Regions from separate parts of the Mus musculus genome. Here regions 1, 2, 3 and 4 are each linked to region 5. A link is a loop called in an ENCODE intact Hi-C map of the cell type or tissue named here. Cell type or tissue: gastrocnemius. All regions are shown on one strand. Region 1 has its middle 140 kb from the start of Pcsk1. Region 2 has its middle 100 kb from the start of Mir682. Region 3 has its middle 54 kb from the start of Cast. Region 4 overlaps Rhobtb3 (Rho-related BTB domain containing 3). Region 5 has its middle 41 kb from the start of Glrx.

Evidence for each region. Hi-C counts contacts between places; a loop is a spot of excess contacts. Peaks named below come from ENCODE experiments on the same cell type or tissue, not always from the same donor. Only the 100,000 strongest peaks of a DNase experiment are listed, where the experiment ranks them.
Region 1: it touches region 5 in a loop (5-fold over the local background); 36 of 42 quality-filtered maps call a loop at or near these places.
Region 2: a loop joins it to region 5, with 4 times the contacts of the local background. A loop is called at or near these places in 3 of 42 quality-filtered maps.
Region 3: it touches region 5 in a loop (7-fold over the local background); 12 of 42 quality-filtered maps call a loop at or near these places.
Region 4: it touches region 5 in a loop (2.3-fold over the local background); 19 of 42 quality-filtered maps call a loop at or near these places.

Annotation. Positions count from the first base shown.
Region 1 is chr13:75,225,403-75,229,402 of GRCm38, forward strand. No RefSeq gene overlaps it. Among named protein-coding and RNA genes, the nearest start is that of Pcsk1, 140 kb to the left of the region's middle. In gastrocnemius, a CTCF peak has its summit at 2,386 (motif pointing right); a DNase peak (open chromatin) is centred at 2,394.
Region 2 is chr13:75,540,404-75,544,403 of GRCm38, forward strand. No RefSeq gene overlaps it. Among named protein-coding and RNA genes, the nearest start is that of Mir682, 100 kb to the right of the region's middle. In gastrocnemius, no CTCF peak of the experiment used is centred here; no DNase peak of the experiment used is centred here; H3K27ac peaks cover 387 bases.
Region 3 is chr13:74,860,121-74,864,120 of GRCm38, forward strand. No RefSeq gene overlaps it. Among named protein-coding and RNA genes, the nearest start is that of Cast, 54 kb to the left of the region's middle. In gastrocnemius, a CTCF peak has its summit at 1,680 (motif pointing right); no DNase peak of the experiment used is centred here.
Region 4 is chr13:75,876,046-75,880,045 of GRCm38, forward strand. Rhobtb3 (Rho-related BTB domain containing 3) reads right to left here. Exons shown (of 12, transcript NM_028493.2): 9 at 2,752-2,925; 10 at 1,328-1,494; 11 at 126-222. Among named protein-coding and RNA genes, the nearest start is that of Gm24163, 27 kb to the right of the region's middle. In gastrocnemius, a CTCF peak has its summit at 2,068 (motif pointing left); DNase peaks (open chromatin) are centred at 392, 1,385 and 2,062; H3K27ac peaks cover 757 bases.
Region 5 is chr13:75,797,153-75,801,152 of GRCm38, forward strand. No RefSeq gene overlaps it. Among named protein-coding and RNA genes, the nearest start is that of Glrx, 41 kb to the right of the region's middle. In gastrocnemius, a CTCF peak has its summit at 1,992; DNase peaks (open chromatin) are centred at 888, 1,661 and 2,060; H3K4me3 peaks cover 936 bases; H3K27ac peaks cover 1,688 bases.

The sequences.
Region 1 (4,000 bases), 570 kb before region 5:
CACGTTTTCTTGGCAGTATGGTATCAAAGTTGTGATTCCACTCTTCTCTCATATAGTGCTCAAATCAAGTTGCATAGCTAAAGCGCATGGATGGTATCGGTACCTGACAGTAGTTAAGATCATTGCTAAGAACCACTGAAGCCAGGCACCTGGCCTCTCCTTACTTTATTCAGTATTAAGAGAGATGTTTGTTGCCATCTTTTCCCTCATAAACATTTTTATTTCCAAGCTAGAGCAAGTTATGGTGCTGTTGTGCATAGTTACTGTACCCATAGGCCAATCCATAGACGGACACTCAGAATTGCTACCACGACAGTGGCACTCAGTTCAAGACTGAAAGATAAATTGGGCTTGCCAAGGTGCAAAGGTCTAAGCAAGGACCAGAATCCAAGGCTCTGAGGCACAAATAGTCAGGCAGTCTTCCAAGTACAAAGTGTTACCATGTTCTTTCAATGACCTCACCTCTGGGCTGAGCCATCTGCTATCTCAAAGACCCTCTTCCCAGGAGTCCACATCCAGGAAGAGTGGGCTAGAACTCATCAAAAGCAACAGGTGAGCCATTTATATTATGGAACATTAAATTTCTGTGAACTAAACTTCAGAGCAGTTATCTTTAGGGAAGTTGTAGTTGATCACATGTTTCTCTTCCAGAGTCAAAGTCCAGGCATTTTATTATGTTTATATATTCTCTGGGCTTTGGGAGTTACTGATACTGTAAGTTCCACGCCCCACGGAACTCTAACATAGTAAACAAGGATTTCAAATGAAGAAAGAAGGGATAATAAATGAAGCAGAGCACAAGCAAAACAGGAAGGGATGAAACATAATGTTAGGTTATAAAACAAGGAACCATGCAAAACGGAGTACAGTCGTGACCTGGCGTGTTGGAACCTGAGGCCTGAAATATGTGTTTAAAACACGAAAGCAGACCAAAAGTAGATTTTATTTTCATTTCTTTTTCTTTTTTCTCTTTTAACCTTTCTGTCTGATACTTGGCTTTTCCTGAGATTTATGTAAGCAGCAGCAGTTGAACAACTTCTATTTTGTAAATTTCAGGCTTGAAAAAATAGGGATGAACAAGACACTCTAAGTAAAATCTGTCCATCCTTTTCCCTTTTAAAAAAAGTTACCTCAAGTTCTTCTAACAAGTGATTCTGAGTAGATGAAGCTAAGACAAAAGAATAACAAGATGGAGAAGGAGAAGGAGAAGGAGAAGGAGGAGGTATAGGAAGAAGTGGTGGTGGTGGTGGTAATGCTGGAAGAAGAGAGAATAAGAGAGGGACAGAGGGAGGAAGGAAAAGAGCTTTCCCCATGGCTTTGGCAACTTAAGAAAGAAGAGGTCAAGCAACAGTTTTATTGGTTTCTAAGACATCTGAAGTATGTTCTTAGTTCTCCATTCTCTGATCCTGCCCTGAGGACTTCTAAAGTCACAGACAGTGGACAGAAGAAGAGTGTCCCTGCATCCAGGCTGCCCTTTGCCCAATACAGCAGGTCAGCTTTAATCTTAGCAGTGTCTTTCATCTAAAAGGGCATATGCCAAGCAAGATGTTAATGTGACACTCTGCACAAGCACACATTATGAGCCCCAAGTGCAGATGTGGCTACATGCATTTCAGAGCAGCCAGCTAGCATCTACAGAAATTCAGACACCTTGATGCCCAGTTGCTGTGTGGCTTTGTGGCATCTTCTACCAGTGTGTCTATGAATATAATTTAATATTATTTAATAGTTTTCTAATAATTTACTCTTGCTCTATCATATTAGAGAATTCTCTAAAGTCACTCTGTAGCAAAACCATAAATTACATAAAATACAGCTTTACATAATATTAACCAGTATTATATATAGATATATAGAGATTATAGTTGCCTTTACCATCATCCTTTCCGTGGTTGAAAACCAAAAAAAGGATATACTGGTGTTAAGTAAGGGTTGCACTGGATGAAGTAGCTTGTCAGGGTGACTGTGTTTGCTCTCTTCACAGAACAAATTCTTAAACGCTCCAAAGTAAGTTTTATTTTTGCTTCAGCCTAGTTTTAGTTGTAGGGTTTGTTAAGCATCAGGTTTAAATTTTCCAGCTTTCCAAATGCCAGGCAAGAATTGGGGCATATCGCTGAGCTATGGCCTGATTCTTATGTTTACTTAGTCATTGACAGGGTCTCACTGTTTTTCTCAGGCTGGCCTTGAACTTGAGGTCCTCACACCTTTACATCCCAGATAGCTGGAATTAAAAGCCTTCACTACTAGATTTGACTTGAAAAATATTCTTTAGTCAAATAAAATCATTTTGAATTAAAATTTGACATTGTTCAAAGCATGCTTGATGGGGAAAAATAACTGGAAACACTCGTCATGGCAGATCAGGTGTGTCCTTCCAAGGAGTTCCACTGGAGGGCAGTGTGTGCTTCAGAACAGGCGAGTGCTTCTGGGTTTGGAGCCGCATTGGTATGAAAATCTACACACCTTGGCAAGTTTTTAATCACAGGGGGGCACAGGAATACTGTATTCCCAGTCCTCCTTCTGACTGCATTGAGGATTAAAACAACTAAAGTGACTATTCAACTGAAGCCTGTCTTTTTTACAGACCCAAGCATGAAGACTATAATAGTTACTTGAAATTCATAAGACCAACTTAAGTCTTCATAGCAAAGCATGTGTACTGGAGAAAAGAGGAAGCAAGGAAAGAAAAGAACAGAGTGGTGGTAGAAAACTACCGCGAGCATTATTACTGCAGTCAGTGAGGCATGCTGAGTGGTGCTGGTGTTTTCAGAGTGGGCTAGAGCATGCTAGACAAGGAGTGGGTTTCCCCTGTAGGATTCTGAGTGGATTTAGACAGGTGGTTTTGGTCCAGAAGCTCTTGAGCAGGGGCACAGAGCAGAGCAATTACAGAAACCCTGTCCAGCGAGGCAGTTGTTGAGGTGGTCAAGGCCAGAGAATGCTCAGCTCTAACAGTGTATGGAGAATAAGAATGGAATCAGTCTGAGAGACAGAAAAGATGGACATGTCCTAGGATTTAATAATCAGTTTTCTGAAGTGGAGGAGGGAGAAATTCTAACATTTTATAACAGGGGAAAAAAAAGTGACAAATAGAAATTGAAGAAAATGGAGGAAGGTGCGTTTTGAGAAATGGAGCCAAACATCTGGAGAATATCCAGAGAAAAAGTACCTAGGAGGTGATGGAATTGTTGAGCCTGAAGATCAGGGGAGGGACGGTAAGGTACTAAAGACAGTGTCATTGGCACAAAGTTAGTAATTAAAATGTTGAGTGTGGATAAGCTCATCCAAGAAGATTGCCAGTACTGGGAGGAAAGAAACAGACAGCTGGACCACCCAGCACAAGTGGTGGGAAGCAGAGGAGGCCACAGTGAAAAAAGACAGAAACAAACAAGACAAACCAAGAGCAGAATTCTCTGTGGAGCAGTGAAACTCAACCAACAGAGGCAAATGCCCCAGAAATGAGCTGCAACACAAAGTCCACAACAGCTAGTGTGCAGGTACCTAACAAGAGAAGCAGATTGCAGAGGCTGCCAACAGTGAATATAGTCTTGCTCCATATAGGTTAGTCCTTTATGAAGCTTATATGAAAAATAAAAAAGAAGACATAGGGTCCAGAGAATAAGGGGAGTAGGTCAGAAGTAGATTTCTTGTTACTGAATTCAAGTGAATCCACTAAAAGTAATCCCTAGCAGAGGGATGCTGATGTTTCAAGAGGGAGGTTGAACTGTAGAGCCTGGTCTTGGCAGGAAAAGCTGAGGTTAGCTTAGCACAAAATAATGGAGACATGAAATCTTCTAAAACTAAAGGCAGACGATGAAAGATGTGAAGGAGAAAAGAAATCAAAGGAACTGGTGCTCAATTGCCTCTGTAGCAGGGTAATTATCCTAGCTTCCTCATACAGAAGGATCAGACCTTTTTTTTAAACAAGAGTTTCTGAAACTACATCTAAAAGTAAAAGAGACTGGTGCTCCTAGGTGGACGTGTGTGATTATGGGGCAGCAGC
Region 2 (4,000 bases), 260 kb before region 5:
AAAGTTATAGAAGATAAAGAAGGTAGACAACAAAACTAAAAGATAGGCCTTGGGCCTAAGCTCATCCAGCTCGAAGATGTCTAGCCAGCTTCCAACCCAGGCATTTTCACATAGAACACCTCATGCCACAATGCCTCAAGCTCAGTCCGTGTTAGAAGGTCCAGGGCAGAGGAGGAATGGGGCAGAATCAGGCCAGATAGTCAGATTTTGGAACAGTGGAGTAATAATTTTCACTGTACATATTAGTTTTCATGAAGAACTAGAATGTTAGGTTGGTAAGCTGAAGCAGAACCTAATATGTTTTGGAAAGAAAGGAGCGGTCCTAGACGTCACAATGTACTCAGATATAGTACACCAAAACCAACCTATGTACAGAAAACCCAATATGGAGACAAAAGTCATCACTGTCTTTCCAGACCTGAACAGGACACTAGAAAACAAGAGTCTAAGTTTTGAAGGGGTAATAGGATAGTAGTCCGAACAGACACTGCTATTATTTACACAGCTCACAAAGCCCAGGACTCAGAAACACAATGACTTACAAAGTCTGTTCTAACTCAAAATCCACATAAAAATGAAGATGTTGATGTTCACAAACTTTATACTGATTGCAGGTAAGTCAATAATGAATAATAATAAAACCCAGAGCCCTACAAAACCCTTGGCAGAGACTTCATTTTTAGCTATGTGACCAAATGATAAAGGCTCAAAGACCTATTTATTTAGGATAAATTGTTCCTTTAGAACCATTTACCAAGCTTTTAAGAACTATTTCTGGGTCCCGAATGAAAAAGATCAGAATAGCAGGTTGTCAAGAGTAGGACATTGTTTTTCAAAGCATCGTGGAGAATTTCGATGAAATGTATGACTTGTCCACATGAATAAATGCTAAAGGCTGTGATCAGGAGTTCACTGATAGAAATAGTCTTCAAGCCTGTATCTCTGTGTGCCAGCTCTGATGAGTATGTTGCCACTTCCCTGATCAGTGTGAGGTTGACACCTCACTTCATATAACTTGGTAACTTTAGGGACCCAACCTGTGTAGTCCAGTTGGAGAGTAGAAGCCATCTAGATTTAGACACTTCAGCCATAGATGGTAATGGAATAAGATGTAAACTGGGGCCTTCAAACAAGAGAATTTGAGAATCATGCAGTCAACTGTGGATAAGCAGGAAACAGCTTGCAAAGTGGTTAAATGAACTGGAAACAGCAGTGCACAATTACAGAGAGAGGGTGGAGGAGTCTGCTCCCCTGAGGCAATGGCAGGTGTTCGGGGAGAATAGTTAGGACTGTAGCTTGGTTTGTTCCCATCTCCTGGAACTTGGTTTTTTTTTTTTTTTTTATCTTCCTTTTAACTTTTCCATGTGATAGGTTTGAGGCAGGAGGCAGCTGGCTTCAAGGTTACCAACTGGCTTCTCTTATGAAAAATCATAATTGTTCGTAAGTTCCTTGGAACTACTGAGGTGGAAAAATTGTTCACATGCATTAATTTCATTTGATGAGGAAAGAGCACCTTGGAGTGACTTGAACAACTAAGGAATCTCTGATCATTTATGCTAAGGATCCAAAGTTTCTTGTCATTATCTCTTATTATTTATGGAGGGATCTTACCCAGTAAATGGCAGGAAGTAATTTCTATCTCCATTTATGGCAGCTTCTGCATAGATTTGCTTCAATTATAACTTGGAGTGAAATTAGGTAAGGAATTAAGTTACTGATAAGGGTTTTTGTTTTTCACTGTAACCTACATATACATAATCCACTGTGACGTCTTCCTCCTCGTGTACACATTATCAGCTTCACTGGCTAGGTGTTCGCCAAAATAAACAGGAAGGTGCCTGCCTATAGACTTGGATTACACTGGCTATGGCTTGCTTCTTCTGCTATTTAGACACAACCAGGAATTGGCCATAAAGAGAAACTTGACTTTCTTTGGGGACTTAACAGTATAATGGCTTTTCTGAGAGTGTGTTTAAGGAGTCGGTGGCAAGAAGGTAGGAACAAATTAGAAAAAAATTAAGAGTCCTTCTGACAATGGAATGTGATGATGTCAAACAGCAGAGAAAGGGTAGACAGTGTATTTTTTGGTGCCAAATTCTTAAAAGAAGCAATGCTGATAATTTCTCACAAGCACAGAAATCAAGCTCAGAGAAGCAGCCATCTTTCAAAGAACTGTTCTTTAGATCAACAGATGTCCTAAAGACAGAACTTAGTTGGGGATAAACCCAAACAGAGCACCTGCATTCCCAAGCCTGCATTTCCTGCAATAATGTGGCTATAATTTCCTCAAAACGCTGCCCTTGTTAAAACAGCTGACACAAGATAAAGTTGAAACCTACCCACTTGGCCCTTCTCTTGCACAACAGCCTTGGTTTCAAGCCAAAAACCAAGTACAAGCTGTAGTCCCAGTCAGCTTAATATAGTGAGGGGGTTGGGGAACACCTATTTTTTTTCCAAGACAAGCAGGACCTTGCAAAAAGTAAAACTTCTTGGTTGAACTTGCTGGATAAATAGCAAAACTGTGAGCTTTGTAGCATAATTATATCACAAAAGCTATAGACAAGGAGAGCAACATACAAGCCTTGAATTGTTTTTTGTAATAGACAAGTTCAAACAATCTGGAAAAAGTAATGTCACATAATTTAAAAATAAAACATGTAAACAAATTGGCTGCTTCTCTGAGCTTGGCTGCTTCTCCATATTTGACTTCTGGCCCAAGTTCTATACAAGAGAGTGAAGGAAAAGTCAGGGTTGAAAATTAGATGGCCAGTCATCCAGCTCACTTTCTCTCACTGTGCATCTGCCTTTTTGTTTTTGCTTTGTTCTTTTTCTTTTTTCTTTTTCTTTTTCTTTTTTTTTTCTTTTTCTTTTTGGCAGCTTTGTCTGTAAATGGAAATGATGTTACTATCTTCCTTGTAGGGCTATTGGAAGGATTCAATCATAACATTTTTATCACAACAAATGTTTGCTTTCATAGACTTTTGGCACACACCTTTTATAGTATATGTATATTACAAAATTATATTGTCCTCTCTCAGGATGAAGGAGATGTAGTGATAGAATAGAATATCCCTTAGATATGCTAAGAGCTCTTTTTTTTTTTAACAGAATAAAAGACAAACAGACTTCTGTTCTTTGGACATTTCAAAGTTAGTTACTCTCCTAGTGTTACCAGATCCTCCAGGTGGCTGTTGTAATCACATGTGTAAATCAAACCATTTCCAATGTTCCTCTCCCAAAGCCAAGACCTTTGGGAACTCAGGCAGTATAAGGGTGGATCAACGTTACTACATGATTAGTCAGAGAACAAATATTCCAGGTAAGCAGTTTTGTTTTCTCCCAAAGATTAAATTCATTCCCAGCTGTGGAGACTAATGCGCCCCAGGGATCTCTCTCTATATTTAACAAGGAGATAACTAAGTGGCAAAGTCAACAACGCTCAGAAGGCAGGTGCAAGGAACCAAGCAACTTTCTTCCAAATGTTATTTTTCCTTAAGGAAAATAAGACACACCTTTAAAACTAGAGCTGTGAAATCTGCACCATGGGGAAAAGACTCCAAACCAGGAGGAGGTTCTCATAAGCAATCAGCTCAAACTCTGTGAGAATGGAATTTAAGACATCAACTCCTTTCGCTTGATCACCCAGGCTAATATCCTTAAACTCTACTTTGAATAAGGTCTTTTCTCTGTTTGTCAAATCTAAACAACCACTCAAGTGATTAATTCCTCTGAAATGTCTTTTTTTTCCTCCACTTTTAGACTTCTCTGTCATTTTACCATCTCATACCTAGATTATCAAGGGTCCGAAAAGTCACCTTTTAGACTCTTCAAGTCCAAGTAGCAGTATCAAACAAGATCATCTAAAGTCACACTTCACCTTGAAAGGTAAATCGAACTCTGTGTGGTCTTTAAGTCTCATCTTTTCTACTCTGTTTTTAAGGCCCTGCATCATTTCACCACACCCTACCAATTTGGCCTTGTATTCCAGTTAAGACTGGCT
Region 3 (4,000 bases), 940 kb before region 5:
CATAAGCAAGAGGAGGCTCCAAGGGAGGGGGAGAGAGCTGTGGGGGCTCTCTGAAGGTCAGGTGGCAATGTTCAGCTTCTGGAACCAATGGTCACAGTGTCCTCTTTACCCACAAACATACTTTCTGTTATGACCATGAATGCTTTCTCAGGACTGTTTACGTAAGCTAGAAATTTTCCCCAAGGCCATGGTTGAGGCCATGGCTCCTCGCAGAGAACATACTTCAAAACCATAAGAAATGAGTTTATAATGTTGAATCAACATGGAATGGTCAACAGAGGAACCAAGTCTGGAAAAGTGGGTGGTTTATATATGCTACTAAAGGGGTCATTAGCTATGATTCACTTTTTACCTAGACAGCCATTAGGTAGGAATCATTAGGTGTTCATCTTGGTGACTTTCATTTTTCTGTACTTTAATATTTAAGACTTCTTGAAAAGGATACATTATTTCTATAGTAGAAATAGTGTTAAATGTATTTTCTTTCTTTCCTTCTAAAGCAGCAACTAATCTGGCCATTTGGGATATACATGTTGTTTCTTAGGACAGGCCAGAGTGGCTGGTCTGAGAAAGAATCCAATGAATGTACCCAGAGTGTCTTCAGAGTGCTTTTCAATTGGGTGGAGAAGAAAGAAACCTTATTTCTTCCTTAGTTGGAGCAGAGTGTGTAAGTTAAGAACTGTGAGCAGCCATGGTTCTAGCCAAATGGAAGAAAAACTTAATTCAACACCCAAAAAGCAATAGAGAGGGAAGCCAGTGACAGAAGTCCAGGTCCTAGAATCTCTATATATTCTTAAGTCTTCTCTAGATACCTAATCCAGAAAGTGCTTTGTCCCTTGATTTGTTTTTTCTGGATAATTTATTTTAATTTGGATTTCTGCTTTTTATATCCTCAGGAATCCCAATAAATATGTGATATACTATTTATTGATTTTTAAAATGTAAATGCCTAAAGGGAAACGGCCTTTCCGTTTATGTTCTGAATCAAAATATTTAGGGACAATTGCTACGCCACTGTCATTCAAAGCACCTCAGATACATACCCCTCCTTTTCTGGTTCTTTTCCACAGGGAACTCAGGGTACTTGAATGCTGATCTCTCTATCTGGAGTGACTTTTCCAGCTATTCTATGTTTGCCATATTCTTGGTATTGAGTTTCACTGAAATTCCACTTTTTAAGAAAAGGCTTTTCTTGTGTACATTGAACAGAGTGGCCTTCTCCAATGAGTTTATTTTACCACTCCTATTTTTGTAATATTTATTTATCTGTTGTGTGTCTCCCTCTCTAGAGCATGAAGCCTTAGCATGCACTATAATTTGTAAAGTGTTGAGTAGAAAAGTCATTAAGAACATACTGATTGCTGATACATCAATATGGCATAAAGCATGCATTGCACTCCTATATTACTGTGTCCTATGTCCTGAGCCCCACCCCCTTGCTCTCCCTAAGTCTGAAACCAGAACATGTCTTTTAATGTTCTTCCATACTGGCCAGAGTAACACTACCTGATTGTAGCAGGTGAAACTCTGCTACTCAGAATGGTTGAGAATAATCATTATAGACAGATCCCTAATGCAGAGAAGAGTATAAAGCCATAACAATTGGAGTCCAACCCTCAAATCAGAGAAAGTGAAGACCTTGGCTTCATGGGTCATTAACTGCAATTTCTTTGTTAAAACACTAGATGGCAGCTGACTATGATGTTGGATAAAACAGTGATTTTCATTGTAGTATTTACCAAATGCTGCATAACTTCTCTGATGATATTAAATATGCATACATTTTGATCATTTGACACGATGACAAAATTAGGAAGATGGTGTTGGCCTTGGTCTGTGAAGAGTTAAATATATTCTGAAACTTTATTTGAAAATGTAGAAAAGAAATGTGCTACTATATAATGTAAGAAAGCTAATTTGTCAGCTTCAGGTCTTCAATGAGAGAGATAGGAGAGAGAAAGGGGGGAGAGAGAGAGAGAGAGAGAGAAATACTCAAAAATGAAACTGAAATGCAACCTCTGCATTAGCAGTTTTGTACCTTTTAGATTAATAATCTAACCTAATAAATAATCGATTTCCTCTCTATATTCTCAGCTTAAATAAACACTATGGAGATAAGAAAAAACTTCCAAATATAAATTGATCAGAAAATCTATTGTTTCCTTAGGAATCTTGTATATGTAGTGTTGGGAGTAAAAACCTTAACTTTCTCTTAGATCCTAGAGGAAACAATTAATTAAGTATACCAATTAGGTATTTCTTTTTACGTATTAGAAATGTGAAATACTCTTCACCTGTTAATTAAAGGAGATCACAAAATATGATAAACACAATCTATTCTAATAAAGTTTCCCTTGTATTTTATGGTCTTTGAAAAGTGGTAGTAAAACAAATAATGGAAGCCAGGGGGATGGCAGTAGAGGCCCCAAGGGAAGATGGAGGAAGAGAAAGGGGAGGAGAGATAGTACAAAAGGGTGGAAAGATACATCTGGGAGAAGTGCTAGAGAGAAAACTGGAAGGGAAGGGCAGAGAGAAGCAAACACTATATGAAAGGTAGAGGGGGAAATGGAAGGCAGTACAAAATAGAAGAAGAGCAGATGGAAGCACTCCATAGACGGAACTCTAAACACAGGAAACAGGTAAGCATACCTGTGGTATCTTCACTGGGGCCGTCTCTCTGGGACTGTTACGGCTTCAAGTTTCAGAATAAAGTCTCCTTTAGGTACCTGGATGTTAGTTAATGAGGGAGTTGCTTACTTTTTAAGCCTGAGAAGCCTTTCTTTAAATAAATATGCATAAACCTCTTTCAGGTTCAGGTTTACTTAGAGGATTAGAGGCATAGAAAGGATATGCAGAAAAGGAAGGAAAACAAGAATTATAGAGAGCCAAGACAGAAAGAAGAGACTTTTGGGCAAGAACCCAATTCAAGTACTTGGAAGTCTTGTCACGAGAGCAACAGAAGGTATTTGTTCTTTTTACTACTTTTCCTCCACTCCCATTCCTTCATTTGAAAATGGATCCTTCTGTTGTTTCTGCCCTTAGCACAGGATTTCTCTGTCTCTGAATTCATCATTCATATAATGTTTAAACTGGCAAATTAACCCAGAGACCTTCAAAGCTTAGGTACAAAAATCTATATAAACTTTCTGGGTGACAAAGAGATGAAGAACAGATCCTAGAGACAAATTAACAGGGGAAGAACATTTCCCCCCCACATGCTTGGATGAATGATAAATGATAGTATTGTCTTCTAGTCATGTCTGAGTGTGAGTATAAGGATAGCGGGGAGACAGTCTAAGGGTCAAGTTCTAGCTTTAATGGAAAGAAATGATGGGAAAAAGGTAGACATGACTCTTATGCTGCAGGAGAAGAGGAAATTGACAGTACAGATCTGTACACTTTCCTTTAGGGAAACTGTAAGATCTCATTAAGCACAGGAGCTAGAGCTTATTTATAGAATAGCATAGCAGTTTTGTTATATCCGAGCAGTACAACCAAAGCTTTCTCACTCTGAGTGCTATACAAATTCTTATAACAATACAGCTTCATCCTCTAGGACAAGAACCTCTCTGGCTTTTCTTTGCTCTCTGATCCCCCAATCCCGTTTATTTACTGATGTGTCTGAAATGACTCAGCAACAGTCAGTGCTGAGCCATCGAGCCACTTGATTTCTCTCTTTAGCAACCCAGAGGAATGATGTCTACTTGGCTGGATCACGGTGGGGTCTGATTAAAGCTGTCTATATGAATGCCCAAGCACAAATGAGACACTAAATAAGTATGTGGTACAAAATAAGGAGGAAAGAAGGCAGTGGCTTGTGTGCTACTTGATACAAGGAAAGATAAATCATTTAGTGGAAAGTTTATCTGGGGGTAGAATATGAGGAGGGTGAGTCAGAGCAAACTAATAAAGGAGTGTGATGTTGGAAGATCAGGATGTCTCTGCTGCTGACGTTATTTGAGAGATAGAAGACTAAGTCTCTAGTGGGTGGCAATTATGA
Region 4 (4,000 bases), 79 kb after region 5:
TAAAAGGAAGTGGGTAGCATTATATTTATGTTCTCAAGTTAAAGCATTTGTTTCTGTTAATTATGTTGCAAATCACAAAGGAAAGCTATAACATTTTCTTTTCAAAGCAGAAATCAGCAATGTACCTGAAAGGTCTTGAAATTCAGGCTTTTGGCTGAATATGAGGTAGTTAGTGGCGATGAAATGAAGCAGCCAGGTGGAAAGGCAGTCTGAGTGGTGAAACTGCAAGAAAGGAAAAAGAAAATGCATTCCATTTCCGATCTGCTCAGCTGTGTGCTCAGAGGCACTGCTCTGCTGTGCACCTCTTCAGCTTCCATATGCTCAGCTCTTTATTGGAGCGTCCCCCAGCCTGAAGCAGGCTGATGCAGACCTTGTCGCCACTGAGGTGGGGCCACCTGCAGTGCAGCTTTCCGACTTGGCTGGCTTCCTTTGAAGTGACAACTGCCCTGCTCTTCTGCTACCTGCCTAGAGGCTGAACCTATCTTCCTGAGACATTCCTGAATAAGCAACAGCATGGCGACATGGACTGGCGGGGGGGGGGGGGGGGAAATCCCCCTTTTAAGCACAGTCTCTTAATAAACTCGATGACCTTGATCAGAGAAAAATTTGTCTTGGCTTCATTCTTTTCTCGCCACCTAGTCTCTCTTTCAGCCCCAGCCTGCCTTCCAGAAATACCTGGTTCGTGTAGGCCACGGGCCAGCCTCCTACTACACTTTATAACCACAGCTGTTCACAGTGACTTGTGCAATCTGCATGTGTCTCCCAGAATTAGTAGGAGCACCATTCTTAACAGTGAGGGCCTGGGCATTCGAGGAGCCAGAAGCCAGTGAGGTGATACCCAACTTTACACTTTTCATTTTCCTAGATTCCTAATCAGCAAGGCTTGTCAGGTGAACTCAACAAATGTTCACCATACCACTGAATTCGAAAATATGCTCATGAAATGAATGAATGATTAATGAATGAGGGAGAAAGGAGTTTTGGGAACTATGTCAGTTGGCATATACAGACTAATCCTACCATTTTCCTTTCAGTAATGTAGGAAGAAAATTCTATTTCCTGTACTGCCACTGTTCTTAACACAGCCACACTCAAGGAACCTGGATTAGTACCACGATTGGGGAAAAAAAAATACGCATATGTAACTTCTAACCTAATGCTTCAAAATTACTTAACTGTAAAAACCAGTGCAAAGAAACTGTAGCCTCATTCAGCCAAACTTTTGAATGAATACTAGTCTCGATATTGCTGTTAAAACACAGAAAAATAAAAGGAGTATCTGTGTATTTTAAATCAAAAGAGCCCCACCCTGACCCAAGCCAACCACCTTGGCCTTTTTGAGCAGGTCTACAATGTCGAGGTTCATGGAGGCCAGCTCCCTGCTGGGCATGCTCTGCAGCTGTGTGATGATGAACAGCTCACAGATGTGCTGCAGTCTAGAGACCTGGTACATCTCAGCACAGATCAGGAGACACATGGCCTGAAAAATGCCAGCTGATGAGAGAGCAAATGAGAGAAGATGTACGGTTAGACTACTGCTCTGAGAAACAAAAAGAAAACACACATTACTGGTGTGTACTTCTATTTGTTACATCTATTACATTCCATTGTAGCTATGACACCAACAACATTGTTATTATTTCGGCAGTACTTAATATAAACAGACCAACAGTCTCCACTTTTCTTGATTAAAAAAATGCTCACATATGCACACACATAAACACTAGTATTTAACTGAACTCTGAGTTTTCATTTTGGCTAATCTTCCCCAAATAACCTTTTAATTCTTAAAGTATTGTGCCCATAGTTGCTATTACTTTCCTGAGCATTTTTTCTGATTAGTGATCACATTTTTTATTAAGTATCCAAATTCCTATTGAGAAAATGATAACAATTTTCTACTAATAACCAATGTTTTCATTTTTGCCAAGCAAAAATAGCAAGTCAACCCTTATTAATATCAGCATTAACAACTCCAAAACACAGAACTGGGAAGGAAGCCTGAGACCATTGACTAGAGAAGGAATTTTCTCATTTGAGCTGTGTTTGAGGAGGGAGCCATCTGGTGGACAAATAGGATAAAACATTCCTAGGGGCTTCTGCACCTTGTTCAAAGGATTGTAATCTCCCAAGATCAGTTCTAGTGTGTAGCTGCTACACATTATTAACTATTATTAACATTGCTAGTGGTTAGTGAGAGAATTTGGTTAGTGAATTTAGAAATAAATCCTATAATCTACTGGGATTCTAAACATCTCAAGGAATGTTTACAGATATGCCAATTTTAGGGGAGTCTGACTTTGGAAGTAGAGCAGCCTTTAAATATTCTACACTCTCAGAGCCAGAAATATTACAGGAGTCTCACAGTACTAAAAGTCCTGAAAAATATCTCAACCAGATGTGAGGATTATGAAATCTGTTGTCTAGCCCTTCTTATTTGTGCTCTCTAAACTCTAAAATTAGAGCAACCACTAGGTACCCCAAATAACTGTTCCCAGGTATCTAGAGCAATCAGTAACCTTGCTGCTAGTGCCAGCTAGGACACTGGAGTGCATGAACTTCAAATGGAAGATCCATTTGAACTAACTGAGAATGCAATGTTCTCCCTATCTCAACTCCAAACTGCTCAGCAAATGCCACGGTATCAACTCTGATTGACCTTAAACAAAACAGATTTCACCGAGAGCAATCTATCAAAACGAGTAAGAAGAAAGTATGATGAGATTGTCTTATACCATGCAAAATTCATACCTGGGCAACAAGAGTCTGTGTATAAGTATTCTAAAAATGACAAGAATGTCTCTTTGGAAACGCCATAAACTGGAATCAGTACACTCTTGGCTTCCATATAATTACCATTAAACATGGCAGCCATCACTTCACATCGTGCCACCAAGATGGCCCTGTGGGCTGGCACAGTTGCTCCTGAAAGGCGAGAGAGGTAAACAAATCAAGAACTGTAATACTGTAGAGTTCCAAGCGTGTTCAAACTGGAGGGCCACTGTCCATGACAGGCCAGGCTGCTGCGTAGAAGCCTCACAGGGGATATAACTGGCATTGCTCCAGAGGCTTCTTAAACAGCATAGAAACAGAGTTTTAAACTTGTCTTAGAGCCCAACAATCTGCAAACCAGACAAACAGTTGTTAGTTTAGATTTCCTTAAGACCAAAGAATTGGAATGACAGATTTTGCCTTGTGTTTTTAGAACAGCATCTATCCATCATGATTGACTTGAAATACTGCTACCTCTGACCATGTTCCACCCAGGAAAACATCTCAACCATTACCTTGTGGTCAACCTCACACAGAACTGTCTTGGAAAGGATTTCCTACACCAGGAAAGGAAAACTGCAAAGCAAAGGAAATAGCCCACCTCACAGAAGGAATGGCCAAGAGGCTGTCCCGAGCCAAGCCAAGGAGCACAGTCTTGACCTTGGGGACATTGCAGAGCTGATGAGCATGGCCATGCCATCTTCCCACTGCTGCAACACAAGCAGAGCCTTTTCTGTGAAATGAGAAGCCCCTGAGCTGGACACTGACTCTCTAGGGAAACTGCTGAGTTTTCCAGATATGGTTTCACTTCACAAAGACAGCACCAGATGGGATGACATGGAACTCATGAGGTTCCTGTTGTTGTAATGTCTACCATGAATCCACATAACAGCCTTCAGTTCCACAGATCATCACGGAACATCCACCATCATTGTGTCAGAAATGGTGAGAAACCAAATCTTTTAAGTCCAGACTCCATTTTAGAGAACTTGAACTCAGGTAAACTAACAGGCCAGTACCTAGCATTCACTTCCAAGTTATACTTCCCCCCACCCCCTGCAACAAAACCCGAGCCTAGCTCCAAAGTCTAGGCTAACCACAACAAATCCAGCATTTCCAAGTTAATTGCCAACAAGTCCACACCCAGCCTCATGATCACCAATGCTGAGGGAAGCAGAAATTATGGTTTGACTCCCAGCATCAGCCAATTATGCTAAAGGCCATAATA
Region 5 (4,000 bases):
AATAAAAGAATTATGTTGGAGCTGCTAAGATCTTCTAACAATAAAATAAAAAAAAAAAAAGGAAAAGAAGAAGTCTGAACTAACTTTCTATGGCTTCACAAACTACAAAAGATACAGCCACATATATGATAAGATATATATGTATATATATAGTAAAACGGTGTGTATAGAGTTTAATACCATCCAAGTTTCAGGCATTCTATGGAGGTTACTCTCCTGCCCTCCAGGCAAAAGCAGAGCAGTATGATATTTGAGACTAACCCACTTTTGAAGGGCTGAGAGATAACAATTTCATACTTCAGATCTGTGCTAAATGTTGCTGCGATGAGTGGGTGGTGAGATGTGCCTTTAATCCCAGCACTCAGGAAACAGAGGCGGGTGGACTGGATGTCAGACTGATCTACATAGCCAGTTCCAAGAAGGTAGGCTTACATACTGAGACCTTATCGCAAAGTAAACTTTTAAGAAGAGGAAAGAAATAGTACTTATGAAATACTCAAAAGCCTCCGGTAAGCACCAGAACAGTTGCTGACCTCGAAGTTCAAATAATAGCCCAAGCGGAGGAAGTGGAAATGGTGACCCTCGTTTACAGAAAGTGAATCAGTCACAGCCAGGTTCTGAAATTCCGCATGAACTCATGCTGCCTGAAAAAGCCAGGCATCAACGGTGAGCAACCATGATCTCCGGCCAGCTAGGCACTTTGCTTTCCATTGGGTGGTGACGGTCAGATCTCATTGCTTCTGACAAAGGCCCTCGTCAAACCCATGAGTCATGGTTTGCGTAAGCCACCGCTGCTCAGTGAGAGCAGACCCACTTCCTGACTGCACAGTAGTAACTCTGACTTCCTGACAGCCAAGGCAGACAGGTGCGACAGTGCGGCGTGCAGCGCCATCTGCTGGATAGTGTGGGATAAGCAGCAGCCTGGAGTGGATGGTCTCTGAATTCTGTGAGCTTTGAGACTGCTAGCAGCCAGGCCTGACTGCAAGGCCTGCCAGGAACACTAGCAGAAATACATACCCTCTATCCAAACCATTCCTCGAGGTCCTTTCCTTGTTATAGAATGTGGTGTGGCAAGCACATATGCACATGTGTATTCAAGGTGTATATGTGTTATGTAAAGGGTACAAGATTGTACATGATCTCTGAACAAATAGAAAAAGTGACCATCACTACCCTCATTGCTGGATTTGTACTAAATTTTACAATTAACAGAAACTCATAAATAATCCTATATAATCCCTCACCTTTCTGTATAAGCAGAAAGGAGTAAGGGGTATCAAATACTAGCTCTGCTAGTAGAATTACTCATGACTTAGCCATGAGTGAGACGGCAGCTAACAAGGCTCCTCCTTTCTTTACCAAAGTCTTTGCCCACATGCAAATAAAGACTGGCTGAGCAACTGTTAGGAAGAGGAAATGAAGCAAAACCCAGCCAGCTATGACAAGTCTGACATCAAGCCTCAACTATTTCTGAGGCTGGAAGTGGGTCTCAGAAAACTCTGGCCAGCAATAGGTTTAGGTTTTGGCCAGATGCTACAGAGAAGGTTTCTAACATGAGACAAAATATCTGTTGGAGGAGGAACTGGCCTAGGCATTCATGGACACACAGCATAGGACTAAAGAACTCTGGCCAGGTCTCTTGCTTCCTACAGTTTCCCAGCCGTTGGTGCTCTGCCAGCCTCTGAACTACAGCAGATGTTGCTTCTTGCTTAAACGCTAACTGACTCATTCCCTCTAGACCATAAAGGTAACCAGCTCATCTGACCCCCAAATATAGAGGGATGATTGGAAGATGGTAGGTTTGTTTGTTTGTTGGGTTTTTTTGGTTTGGGTTTTTTTTTTTTTTGGCTTTGTTTTCAACTAGAATGTCAGACTGAGGAACGCCTGGAACAAATAGTTCTGGGTTAGAGGTCAGGGGACTGGCTGGACTCTAGGGCAAAAGCAAACAAGGCTTTTCACAGTGGCTTGCAGGGATATGGTGACAAACCTGCCTCCAGTGGACAGACAAGGAACACTGCTGGCTGGGCTCGACCTTAGGCAGCTGGAGCAGGCCAGGAAAACGTGTTATAGATTCTGCCTCTGCCCCTGTCACATGGAAGTACACAGCATAGGTAACAAGCCAGATGAGGCTGGATCGGCCTTGAGTGCCACAGATGGACCTCTTTTTTGGGTCTCCTATCTGCGAGGAACGGGTCTCTGGTTGCAGGTGGGCGAAGGAGTGGGGTGACAAACAGACACGACACGAGAGAGTATGTTGAATCTGAGTATAATGTCCAAACGAAAAACAGACTTTTTTATACAGAAGAAAAAACAAGAAAAGCCAGGCAGGACATATCTGCTGAATTACAGTGACACAAAACAAAAGGAATCTATACATCAAAAGATGGCGGGGACCAGGCCGCTGTTTACCACTTAGAATGGAGCCAGGTGTAATGCCAGTCTATTGTTAAGCCCACCACTAGGGGTTCTTAGTAAAAACTTGATTATGCTGTTCCTTTGGGCCTAGTGAAGAAACTGGTCCCAGGGGGATTCCCTAACTCTTTGATGGATAACTCACCTATTCACTAGGCCTTTGTATATTCCCTTGTTTGGGTGAGACTGGCTACTGTCCTAAGTAATCACTCTGCAGACCAGCCCTGAGCTATCCTAGCTCCATTCTTTGTAATTAGTTTCACCATCTCTACTAGAAGTGAATTTGAATGTTACTGAATAGGTATCATTCTTACTGAATTCCTACTGAATTCCAAGATTGTCAGCTTCAAGGATTTGGAACACTGGCAGAGGCTCACCTATGTCAAAATTCAACCTTTAAAGGCACTTATAATGAATCAATACTGAAAGAGAGCATACACCATACTAACGTGGGGATCGGGTTTGAGTATACGGGCTATGAGAATGCCAAGGTTCCAGGAGGCTGAATTTCCTTGAAACTCTTTGCCTCGCGACTGCCTCCAGGCTTTTCAACCCCGACAGGCAGACTTCACTGGAGTGGGCATAGCACTTGAGAGCTCTGGACTTGAACGTGTCTCACTGTAATGTGGCAGCACTGGTGCCATAGCACTGGAATAGCACTGCAGTGTAGACCAGTAGCTGCTGTGAGGCCCTCCCAGCCCTGTGGCTGCTAAGCTTTACCCCATCCATTCCACAACACACATGGTTCTGTTACTGTCACAGGATTGGGCCGCATGTACATGAGACATGGCAAAGGAACATGGTCTTTGCAATCGTTTGCCATCTAGTGAAACCGTCTATACAGACTGGCATAGTTTGCAGACTCCAGGAGGCAGTTTGAATTTGCTGGGTCACCACAGATGATATATTTGTCAACATCTGTTTTCACAGATCTAGCTCACTCCTGCCAGCAGTAGGCCTGGGTTCCCCCTGAAGCCAAGAGTCCCTAACAGCAGAAAAAACAAACAAGTGCCAGGTGCCAGGTGTGGGTCTAAACTTTAGACTCTAAAACTGTGGTTCTCAACCTCCCTAATGCTATGACCTTCATATTGTGGTAACTCTCAAACATAACATTATTTTGTTACTACTTCATAAATGTAATTTCGTTATTGTTATATTATCTGTATACTGATAATATACAGATTATCTGATATGTGAACCCAAGGGGAGGGGGGCATCGAGAACCACAGGTTAAGAACCACTGCTCTAAAGGCTTTGCAGGGGGAAGGGGAAGGTGTCTCACTGTAATGTGGCAGCACCGGTGCCACAGCGCTGGAATGGTACTGCAGTGTAGAAGAGTAGCTGCCGTGAGGCCCTCCCAGCCCTGTGGCTGCTAAGCTTTACCCCATCCATTCCACAGCTCAGCCTTGAGTGTCGGAGAAAGAGGCATAAATGTGCTGGCTCTTCCCACAGGAGCAAGGAAGAGTTAACTCCACATCAGCTTGTCCCCAGCCTTGTCCTGGCTGCCTCTGGTGAGGCCCATCCTCCAGGCAAGTCATAGATAGCCTTTGTCCAGGAGATGGCATCCAGGATACTATACCACACAGTT